2 separate regions of the Homo sapiens genome follow, and region 1 is linked to region 2. Evidence: chromatin contacts called from ENCODE Hi-C or POLR2A ChIA-PET data. All regions are on one chromosome and are shown on one strand. The core of a region is the stretch at or near the end of the contact, and the rest is flanking DNA. Distances in the headings are between cores, read along the strand shown.

What was found. Hi-C counts contacts between places; a loop is a spot of excess contacts on that map. ChIA-PET counts read pairs that join two places held with the same protein, here RNA polymerase II (POLR2A). Pooled maps may share reads with other maps.
Region 1: a map of ascending aorta shows a loop between it and region 2 (5-fold over the local background). The contact joins the promoter of AGO4 here to the promoter of AGO1 in region 2. A Hi-C loop is called at or near these places in 3 of 168 maps with a recorded cell type or tissue (ascending aorta, dorsolateral prefrontal cortex and posterior cingulate gyrus), 1 of 37 single-sample maps with no recorded cell type and 17 of 50 pooled maps. POLR2A ChIA-PET finds 5 or more read pairs at or near these places in 4 of 52 experiments (H1, activated B cell, activated CD4-positive, alpha-beta T cell and 1 more).

What each region holds. Positions count from the first base shown.
Region 1 is chr1:35,804,360-35,810,016 of GRCh38, forward strand. AGO4 (argonaute RISC component 4) reads left to right here and starts at 3,657. Exons shown (of 18, transcript NM_017629.4): 1 at 3,657-4,076. The coding sequence starts at 4,058. It overlaps CLSPN-DT (CLSPN divergent transcript), which reads left to right. Exons shown (of 3, transcript NR_199050.1): 3 at 2,386-2,581. RefSeq lists enhancers at 364-413, 2,831-3,330, 4,430-4,709 and silencers at 3,540-3,749, 4,030-4,279.
Region 2 is chr1:35,880,083-35,885,805 of GRCh38, forward strand. It overlaps AGO1 (argonaute RISC component 1), which reads left to right and starts at 3,127. Exons shown (of 19, transcript NM_012199.5): 1 at 3,127-3,364. The coding sequence starts at 3,340. RefSeq lists a silencer at 2,890-3,349 and an enhancer at 5,700-5,723.

The DNA of each region.
Region 1 (5,657 bases), core at 2,407-4,906, 75 kb before region 2:
CCACGCCTGGCTAATTTTTTTGTATTTTTAGTAGAGGGGGTTTCACCGTGTTAGCCAGGATGGTCTTGATCTCCTGACCTCGTGATCCGCCTGCCTCGGCCTCCCAAAGTGCTGGGATTACAGGCGTGAGCCACTGCGCCCGACCGGCAAATGGTTTTAATATGAAAATAAGAATTCAAAGTTTCGTATGATGGGGCAAATATGTTGTCAATTCTTTACTCATGCCCTACCCTGTCCTGGAGGCATGTGCGATGTGGAAGAATGAGCAACCACCATCAGAGAGAGCTGCAGGGGAAGTGACATTCTGGGTCATGGCTTCTCAGCCACAGCAGGAAGTGGAGGGAGGGCTTGCTGAGCAGGCCAAGGTTTAGAGGAGTTTATTGACTACAGAAATTTGGTTTGGGAGGGTTCTGTAGGAATAGTTTTTGGAAAAGGAACAGTGGGTGTTTGAGTGAGAGTGAGTTTTGAAATGAGAAGGTAGATGATCAGAGTAATCAAGAATCACTCTGTTGAGTGAGACATTTCGGTCCCAACTGGAACTATGGGGTGAATAAATTTCATACTTCAGCCTCTAAAGCTAGTGGAAAAACTATTTTCAGTCCAGGGAACAAGCTGTGGTCTCTGCTCAGGGTAGCAAATAGAATATAGAGAAATTTTGTTAGGAAGTGGGGTTGGGAGAGTCAGCCACAAACCAGGCTATTGGAGACACCGGCATTGTTTAAACTGTAGGTGGAACTTAGCGTGAAGTGAAAAACTTGAACTTTAGTTGGTTTTTCTTTTTTTTTTCTTTTTTTTTTTGAGACGGAGTCTCGCTCTGTCGCCCAGGCTGGAGTGCAGTGGCCTGATCTCAGCTCACTGCAAGCTCCGCCTCCCAGGTTCACGCCATTCTCCCGCCTCAGTCTCCAGAGTAGCTGGGACTACAGGCGCCCGCCACCACACCCGGCTAATTTTTTGTATTTGTAGTAGAGACGGGGTTTCACTGTGTTAGACAGGATGGTCTCGATCTCCTGACCTCATGATCCGCCTGCCTCGGCCTCCCAAAGTGCTGGGATTACAGGCGTGAGCCACCGCGCCCGGCCAACTCTAGTTGGTTTTTCTTTTCTTAGCTGTGCAGCAGTCTGATCGTTTAGTAAATACTTTCTCCCCTTTGAACATTCTGTCCCCTATTACTATTTCCAGTTACTATCTGGTTTAACAGAGAGGTAGCATGATGCTGTGAAAAGAATATAGAGTATGGTGGCCGGGCATGGTGGCTCACGCCTGTAATCCCAGCAGTTTGGAAGGCCGAGGCGGGCGGATCACGAGGTCAGGAGATCGAGACCATCCTGGCTAATATGGTGAAACCCCGTCTCTACTACAAATACAAAAAATTAGCCGGGCGTGGTGGCGGGCACCTGTAGTCCCAGCTACTCGGAAGGCTGAGGCAGGAAAATGATGTGAACCCGGGAGGCGGAGCTTGCAGTGAGCCGAGATCGCGCTGCTGCACCCAAGCCTGGGCGACAGAGCGAGACTCCGGGTCAAAAAAAATAAAAGAATATAGGGTATGGTATCAGTAGACAAGAATGTAGGCACTAGATTAAAAGTCCCAGTTCCGGCCGGGCGCGGTGGCTCAAGCTCGTAATCCCAGCACTTTGGGAGGCTGAGGCGGGCGGATCACAAGGTCAGGAGATCGAGACCATTTTGGCTAACACGGTGAAACCCCGTCTCTACTAAAAATACAAAAAAAAATTTAGCCGGGCGTGGTAGCGGGCGCCTGTAGTCCCAGCTACTTGGGAGGCTGAGGCAGGAGAATGGCGTGAACCCGGGAGGCGGAGCTTGCAGTGAGCCGAGATGGCGCCACTGCACTCCAGCCTGGGCGACAGAGCGAGACTCCGTCTCAAAAAATAAAAAATAAAAAAATAAAAGTCCTAGTTCCATAGCCAATCAGGGAGAGAATTAGCCAGGACTTAAATGCAAGATTTGAACTCCAATTTTTCCCATGCTTCACTTCAGCATCATGTAATGCAAAGCCCGACTTACTTAACTTCCCTGAGCTTCGGTGTCATCATCTGTACAAATACCTTTCTTAACAATATCTACCTTACTGGTGGTTGTAAAGATTGAGTGACAATGAGAAGCCCATAGCAGAGTGCATGGCCAGGATGTGATGCTAATATTTTTTATCATTACATAAAAAAACTACCTGGCTCTGTGACAGCACATGGCAGGTGCTCAAATGAATATCCCACCACACATGCTAGGGGCCTAAATTATCCCCCACCCCAATAATTTGTATATTGAAGTCCTAACTCTAGCACCCCAGGATGTGACTGTAATTGGAAACAGGGTCTCTGAAGAGGTAATTAAATTAAAACGAGGTCACTAGAGTGAGCCCTACTCTAATAGGACTGCTGTCCTTATAAGAAGAGGAAATTTGGACACAGACGTGCACAGAGGGAAGACCACGTGAAGTCACTGGGAGAAGGCCACTATCTACCAAGTGAAGGAGATAGGCCTCAGAAGGAACCAACCCTGCCTACATCGTATCTCTGACTGCCAGCCTCCAGAATTGTGAGAAAATAAATTTCTGTTGTTTAAGCCACCCAGTCTGTGGTACTTTGTTACGTTATGCCGTAGCAAAGGAATACAACACACACACACAAACTCATCGTACCTTTTCAATTGGTGGACAAGGGGCTCCTTCCTTCTGCTGACTAGAAACTGCTTCTTGGCCTGTTGTCCAGTGTTCTCCCACTCAAAGTCCTTACTGAAAGCCCTAAAGATGCTGTGCCTGCTGGGCTGACCATGCTGCCTTGGAGGTGGTGCTGCTCCCTTGGCTTTTGTCTGCTAAGGGGAAGGCATCCAAGAAAGCAAGACCTTTCTCTCTCTCTCTCTCTTTTATTTTTATTTTTTTTTTTTCAGACAGTCTTGCTCTGTCGCCCAGGCTGGAGTGCAGTGGCCCGATTTCGGCTCACTGAAACCTCTGCCTCCCGGGTTCAAGCGATTCTCCTGCCTCAGCCTCCCAAGTAGCTGGGATTACAGGCGCCTGCCTCCACGCCCGGCTAATTTTTTGTGTTTTTAGTAGAGATGGGCTTCCGCCATGTTGGCCAGGATGGTCTCAAACTCCTGACCCCAGGTGATCCACCCGCCTCCGCCTCCCAAAGTGCTGGTATTACAGGCGTGAGCCACCACGCCCGGCCAAGACCTTTCTCTTCTAAAGTGACTGGTGATTTGCTGACCAGAGGCGCTTGTCATGGGACCAGGGAGGGAATGCATCATTCATCAGGGTCCATTCCCGTGGTGCCTTCCGGCTATACGGAGAGGGACGCGCAGTTGGGTGTGTGGTGCTGAATGAAGGGATGAAGGAGGACTGCTAGCGTCTAAGGTGACCCTAAAAGACGAGATGACAGAAGCGATCTGGGGTGGGAGGAGGGAGGAGGGAGGCGAGGTGGCTCCTGTGAATCTCAGTACACTTTCCACTCACAGAAGTGGAAAACTGAATCTGTGGGTCAGCGGAACTGGAATCCAGATCTTTTGCAGGACGCCCTGGGGGGATGGCACGTAGCCCCCAGAGCCGTTGGCCACCGGACGGCCTCCTCGGGTGGACGGGGCAGAGCGGGCCAGCGGGCGCGTGCCCGACACGTCCACCGGGCTCTGCACCCTCCGGGCGCGCGCTCGTTCCCCGACCCGCCTCGCCGCCTGCCGGGCTCTGTGGACCCCGCGCCCGGGGCCGCGCACGCCCCCTCCGCCCGCCGGGACCCTGGGTCCGCGCACCCCGCGCCCCCTTCCCTCCCGGCGGGCGCGCGCGCTGGCTCCCGCTCCCGCTCCCGTTGGCGGCGGCGGCGGCGGCGGCGGCGGGGATTGTTTTTGTTGTCGCTGAGGCCGGAAGAGCCGGAGCCGGGTCCCTGTCCCCGGGCCGGGCGCCGCCGCCGCCCCCTGCCCAGCGCCCGCGTCTCCGCGGCGCCACCCCAGCGCCAATATTCCGGAGATCAAGCGTTACGCGGCGGCGGCGGCGGCGGCGGCGGGGCCCGGAGCGGGAGGCGCCGGGGACCGGGGCGAGGCGGCCCCCGCCGCCGCCATGGAGGCGCTGGGACCCGGTGAGGAGCGAGCTCGGGTCGGGGCGGGACCCGGGACCCGGGACCCGGGGCGGGCGGCCGGGACTTTCGCTGCCCCGTCGCCTCGCCGGGTTCGGGCCGCCAGGCCTCGGGGAAGGGGACCCGAGCCCCGCAGCACGAAGCGGAGGGAGCTGACCCGGGCCTGGGGGGCGGTGACCGCGCCCCAGCCGGCCGTTGGGTGGATCCCGAGGTCCAGGGGGGAGGTTCGGGAAGGTGACCGGCGCTGCCGGGCGGAGGCCACTCTTGGCCCCACCTCGGGGAGACGATATGTGCCCGGGGTCGCGACGAGGGTAGTTTGGGCCTCAGAAGGGGGCGATCCGCTACCCAGTGCGCGCGGAGGCCTGGCCCAGACCGGGAAAAGGGCCCCGCTGCCTACTACCAGCCGGTAGTCCTGGTTTGGGGCCGCGCCCCTATTTTTCTTTGCACTGGCAGATGGTCCAGAGCCTTCAGATGAGGAAGAAGAACTTCATCCAAACACCTCTCATGATCTCTGAAGGTCAAGGGACAAAATGCCCACCCTTTCTGAAAGGCCCTGATGTCCCAAAGAACATGGTCCTGTGCCTCTGTCACTCAGTCTGTGTGTTAGTCTCAGAGTGGTCTGAGCCAGCCTTTGAGTGACACAGGAGTTGCCAGTCAGTCTGCTCCACCACAGGCTTCAATGCCCTGAGTTCTCTTCTAATTGGGTTATGAGTGGTTGTGAGGATCAAATGAAGGAGAAAGTGCTTTGGAAACTAATTTGTTGTGGATATGGATGGCCTCTGGTTATTTCTCTCTATCCAAACCAGAAGAACCATTCCAGGCTGTAACAAGTGTCCTGAGTATTGGGGCCTGGTGCTTCCACCTCAAAGCCCAACAGGTTTCTAATGCCTTGGCTAAGTAGCTCAGTGTTTAGGGGCTGTGGTGGAATTCACTTTAATATTCAAACTTTACCTACATAATGAACTTAGTCGTAGAGTGTTTCATCTTTTTAGTGCGTAGAAAATTCGAGTTGCCATTTGAGTTTGGAAACTTGGCACGTTTGTTTACTTAGCACTTGTTTGCATAGCTGAGTGATTAAGCCCCACCCTAATTTGCTTCTTAAAGTATTGTTTAAAGGCCCTCATAATCAAATTTCATATGCCTTTTAAAAATAAATTGGCTTGCCGCATTAATATTGTTTGATAAACTTCAGTGTATTATGCCAGGTTAACTTCAGATATGTCCCCTGGCTAAAGACATGCTCAGGTCTTTAGGAATGTAACAGATTCAATCTAGTAATGTAATAGTTGTATGACCCTGGGAAAATTACTCAATTCCTTTGAACTTTCATTTTCTCGTCTATAAATTGAGGGTAATAATAAGTATGTTCTGTAAGATTGTTGAGAGAATGAAATGAGAGTATATGATAAGTCTTATTGTAGAGACTAGTGCCTATAGATGCTCAACAGATGTTTCTTCCCTCCCCCTAGTAATTCATAATTGAAACAACTGTTGCATTTATGATCTGATATCGAAAGAAATTGTGTAACTGTGGGCATAAACTGAATTTCATGGAAAGGATCAACCTGGTGATATTAGGCACTG
Region 2 (5,723 bases), core at 1,877-4,376:
TGTTGATTCAGGTAAACCCAAATTTACTGATCATTCTAGGCACAGCTTGTGCCAAGCACTAAAGGAGGACAGCAGTGTATCTGATATTGTCCCTGTTTTTAAGGAACTTAGATGGTAGTGTGGAGCCAGGTGTGGTAGCTCACCTTTGCCCTGGTGTAACTGAGCTGGGACCTTTGCCCTAGTGTAACTGAGCTGGGACCTCAGCATTCCATAAGAAGAGTCTTTGGGAGGCTGAGGCAGGGGGATTGCTTGAGCTCAGGAGTTCAAGACCAGCCTGGGCAATATAGCGAGACCCTCATCTCTACAATAAGTAAGTAAATAAATAAATAAAAAGTCAGGCATGGTGGCATGCACCTGTAGTCTCAGCAACTCGGGAGACTGAGGTGGGAGAATTACTTGCGCCTGAGAGGTGGAGACTGCAGAGTCCAGATTGTGCAGCTGCACTACAGCCTGGGTAACAGAGTAAGACCCTGTCTCAAAAAAAGAATATAGTGTGAGAGGCAAGTAATGATTATGATAGCAGCTGATATTTTGCTTGCATTCTTTTTAGGCACTGTTCTAAAGTGTTTTTGTTTCGTTTTGTTTTTTGTTTTTTGAGATGGAGTCTTGCTTTGTCACCCAGGCTGGAGTGCAGTGGCATGATCTCAGCTCACTGCAACCTCTGCCTCCCAGGTTCAAGCGATTCTTGTGCCTCAGCCTCCCGAGGAGCTGGGACTACAGGCGTGTGCCATTATGCTCAGCTAATTTTTGTATTTTTAGTGTAGATGGGGTTTCACCATGTTGGCCAGGCTGGTCTCGAACTCCTGACCTCAGGTGATCTGCCTGCCTTGGTCTCCCAAAGTGCTGAGATTACAGGCGTGAACCACTGTGCCCGGCCACTGAAGTGTTTTTATGTATTAACTCATTTAATCTTCACAACAACCGAATGAGGTAGGTACTATTACCACTGCCATTTTACAGAGGAGGAAATTGAGACACGGAGAAGTTAAATAATGTGCCTACTATTACATGTCTAGTAAATGCAGGGCCAATATTGAAACCGAGACAGTCTGGCTCCAGAGTCTTTGTTCTTCACCTCTACTTCGTATGTAAAGCAGTAATTCTCATAGTCCCCAGATCGGCAGCATCATCAGCCTTATCTGGAAACTTGTTAGAAATGCACATTTTTGGGTCCCACCCAACACCTACTGAATCGAAAACTCTAGAGGCAGGGCTTACCAATCCAAGTTTTGTTTTTTGGTTTTTGTTTTTTTTTGAGACGGAGTTTCACTCTTGTTGCCCAGGCTGAAGTACAATGGCGTGATCTCAGCTCACTGCAACCTCCCCCTCCCCGGTTCAAGCTATTCTCCTGCCTTAGCCTCCTGAGTAGCTGGGATTACAGGTGTCTGCCACAACACCTGGCTAATTTTTTGTATTTTTAGTAGAGACGAGACTTCACTATGTTGGCTAGGCTGGTCTTGAACTCCTGACCTCAGGTGATCCACCCGCCTTGGCCTCCCAAAGTGCTGGGATTACAGGCGTGAGCCACTGCGCCCAGCCACCAATCCAAGTTTTAACAAGCTTTCCAGGTGATTCTGATGGTTGCTGTTTGAGAACCTCTAGAAGCAAGGCATGGTATAAGTGTCAGAAATTAATCTCCTCATGAGTAAGGACCGGTTATGGTCCATCCCTTAAGTTCCCAGCCTCTGCATGGCATCTAGTGTAAAGCAGGCATCAAAAATTTGTGAGTTTATGGGAAAGTGATGTTTGAGCTGGGTCTCTTACCCCGCCTATCACTGCACCAGACCGAATAGGAGGGAGAATGGGAGTTCCCAGAAACTTTGAGACTAGCAAGGAAGTGGTTGTGATACGTCTAGCAAGATATGATAAGGGTCTGCACCAGCATAAGAAACCATCAGAATGGCAGTGAATCATGTGAGAGCAGTTCAGAAGGTAAACATGTCAAGACGTGGTGAACAGCTGAATAGATGGAAAGAACAAGGGATAGAGGAACTGTCATTTCTGACATGAAGGTGCTGTTCGCTGAGATAGGAAGCACAGGGCAAGTATGTTTGTGAGTGAAAGATAAAGTGTTTGGTTTGGACTTCTTAAATTTGAAGTGCTGGTAGGATATCCAGGTGGAGCTGTCCAGCAAACACTTGGAAATGTGAGTATGAGACATGGTTGGAAACAGAGATTTGGAAGGATAGTTGGGCCGTAAGAGTGGATGAGACCTTTAAGGGGAGAGTGGAATGAGAAGAGAGCTGGGTTTGGAACCACAGTGAACAGTTAATGAGGCAAAAGCAAAAGGGGCCCTTTAGAAAGACTGAAAAGGACTTAGGCAATAGGAGACTGCAGAAGATGCCGCAGCCAAGTAGAAGGCTCAGAAGGGAAGTAGAGGCACAGTGACAGATGCTGCAGAGAAATAATTGAAAAGTATCCTTTGGATGTCAACCCCAAAAGTCATTTAAGTGACGTGATGAGGGCAGAAGCTGATTGACAGTTCAGGCATGAACTGTAGATGAGAAAGTGGAGGCAGGTGCTTCCCAGGTCCGGCGGATAGAGCTCTGTAGCTGCACTTAAGTTCAAACTGTGACATCTTCCAGGGTAGGCCGCGTCTCTACTTATCTGTGGTCTCAGCGTCCAGCACATGGCGTGGAAGAGGGGGTGGCGTCAGTGAGTTCAGTGACTAGGGACGGAGAAAGACTTCGTGGAGGCAGTCGCTTTGCAGCCAAGGCTTGAAGGATGAGGGTGATTGGGAGGAGAGGTGGGAGGCAGGGCCCCTGGGCGCTGGAGTGCCAGGGGGTCTGGGAATGAAGTGGGGTTCCCATAATGTGTGCGCGCAGCTCGGTGCGACAGGCGGGGGCTGTGTGTAGGTTTGGAGGGACCTATTTGGGGAAAAGACACAGGGCTGAAGGCTGCTGTGGCGGGATGTCCCTTCGCCCTGCCCCACTTATACCACTGCGCGGTTCCAAGGCACCTCTACTGGCGCCCTCCCGCCGGGCTGCATGGCGACGGGTGACCGCCAGGGGCCGCTGCCTTGGGTCCCCGGTGCCCCCGCCCCTCTCCATTGGCCTTTGTTGCCGTCGGAGCGCCCCGCTTGACTCGTTCCGGTCCGCCCCCTGGGCCCGGCGGTCGCGCCTGCGCACTGGCAGCTGGCCGGGCGCTCGCAGTGGGAGCTGCTGCAGGCTCCGCGGCGGCGGCAACGGAGGCTGCGGGGGCGGCGGCGCGAGCGGCCGGGCTTGGTAGGGGAGCCGAGCCCGGCCCGGGATCCCGAGCAGCGAGAGTGTGGGGTACCTAGGCCCCTCACGCTGGACTTCACAGTCTCCGGGCCGCCTGACCTCCGCACGGGTATATGGGATGGAAGCGGGACCCTCGGGAGCAGGTAAGGGTCCCCAGGAGGGGGAACGGTGCATGCTCCAAGGACTGGGGGATCCCGCATGAAAAGCGTGGTTTCCAAGTGATGGAAGCGCTCCTGAGTGAGGAGAAGGGCTCTCCCACGATGGGGGCCCAGTTTGAAGGAGGCTGTGTGCAGTTCCGGGGGAGAACCATGTGAAGAGAGCCCTGAGATGGGGGCTGTTTGTCCAAGGAGGCTGTATACAGTCCTGCGGGTTGGAAGTAATCTGGGAGAAGGGCCTGCACGCACGGAAGGACTCCCAGACATCCGTGGAGGCCTACGGAGAGGCCCGGCAGGTGGCAGGGGACGGGCTCCAGGTGTCCAGGAGAGGAGGGGGCGACACAGATGGGCCTGGAGCTACCGCATGCCGGGGGCGGGGGCTCCGCTGGGCTGGAATAGGCTAATGTCTCTTGGGAGAAGGCGCCAGAGCTGGACTGTGAGCTCCGCCCCACTGGGCCTGACGCGAGGGCGAGGGTCAGGGGGCGGTGGGTGGGGACCCAGTCCCGGGATTACCCCCCGTGGGTCTGGGGAGTCGGAGCGGAGGCTCCAGAGCATGCGCGGAGGTGGCAGCTGGAAGGGGCTGCCCGACGTGGTGGGGGCGTGGCTGTCCGAATACCCCCACCTCTCCACACCCCCCCGCCCCGCCCCGTTTGGCTTGGAAAAAGGAGCGCGCTGATGGGGTGCATTCTCTCTTAGGTTATGCTGGCAGTGTGCAAATGGTTATGGTCCCCTCCCCCATTTTAGGGGCTCTTACACTTGGCCCTCAGTCACAGTTTGCTAAGAATGGGTTGAGGGAAGCTGCCAAAGTGCATTTTTCTGCCACAGGAAAGACTGGGACCGAAGCGATGGGTTCTGGGGGTGGGTCCTCCTGAAGATAGGCCTTAGGAAAGGTATTGGTTACGGAGGAATCAAGGACAGGGCAGGGGCTACCTGGAAGGAGTTGTCTGCTTGGTTTGCAAGTTTCTGCTCCAATACTGAGTAGTGATGGGGGCTTTTAATCCAAAGATTTTCCATTGAATTGTCTGTTAAGGTTACACTCTACATTTATAACATTTATTCTAATATTTCTTAATATTTTCATGGCTCCTATCTTCCACTGGATATCTTTCCGTTTTCCTCTCCCCACTCCCCAGAAACTGTCAGGGCTGTCTTTAGAGCCAAGATCTAAACCCTACAAACACGTTGGAGGATGGGGGAGTTTATAGCCTTCATCCTGGTGAGGCCTAGGTGATAGCCTTAACTTCTTATTTGCAGGCAATGAGGAGGAAAAGACATAGGAACAGAGGATAAACTGAGGCAGGATTGCCTCAAGAAAACTGGAGTCCTTAGGATGGGCTGTGGGGTGGTGATACCTCTTGTGTCTTAAGTGTCTTACCCTGTGATGGGACGAGGAGCCTGGACCTGGGAATCCTTCAGGTCATCTCTCACCACTTCCTTACATTTGGTCTGGGGATGGGAATCAAATTTCCATTTAGGCCATGAACTTCATTACTTTCCTAGTGGAATTATTTTGTTTTTTTTGTAGCAGACCTAACTCCCTCCCACCCTCCCAAGGAAATAGCTCCTACGACCTCACTCAAGTTATCCATTTAGTGATCTCTAAGTACTTAGTGACTGTTTTCCCTCTTAACAACCAGCCTTGTATAGACTGTGTAGTCGTAAGGATAAGCACAGGGAGCAACTGACTTGAGTACTTCCTCTCTGTCAGGACCCTCTCTCCATCCCAGGAACTTCTGTTTTTCAAGGCTGGGGACTATTTCCAACAACCCATGAACTAGAGTAGTGGGGTAGGTCATTGAGGTCCACATGGATTGCTGGTTGCTGGTACCCATTCTAGACTAATGATTTTTATCCTGATGAATTCCTAATAGGCTCTGGAGTGATGAAAAATTGACTTTTTAAAAATTTGTTACAAAAAATAAGCTTATAGGAAAGGAGCTAGAACCTGCTGTTTGGAGTCAGCCAAAGCCTTGGGAAAAGCCGAATAGGACAGGCTTTGCCTCAGTAAAGGGTATAATTGAGATTCAGTCTGGAAGCTGCAAATTGAGGGACCCCATAACTGCCTCCTTCCTAGGCCCGGACTGTTCTCTTATAAGAAGTTAGAGTGGTGTCCCAAGGTGGCCTGAGGACATAATACACAAAACTAAAGCGTTGTGTAAAAAACAACAACAAAAAACCCCCCAAAAACTAAAGCATTGTTGCTAGCCTCACTGGGCTTATGCCCAGGTCTGCCTTCTGTGCTCAGGTGTGTTCCAAGCACATACAGTGGACTGGGTGCTCCCTGAGGGTAGAAGCAGTGTCTGGTTTATTTGTAGAACTAGCAAGTGCCTAGTGTATAGGCCCTGGC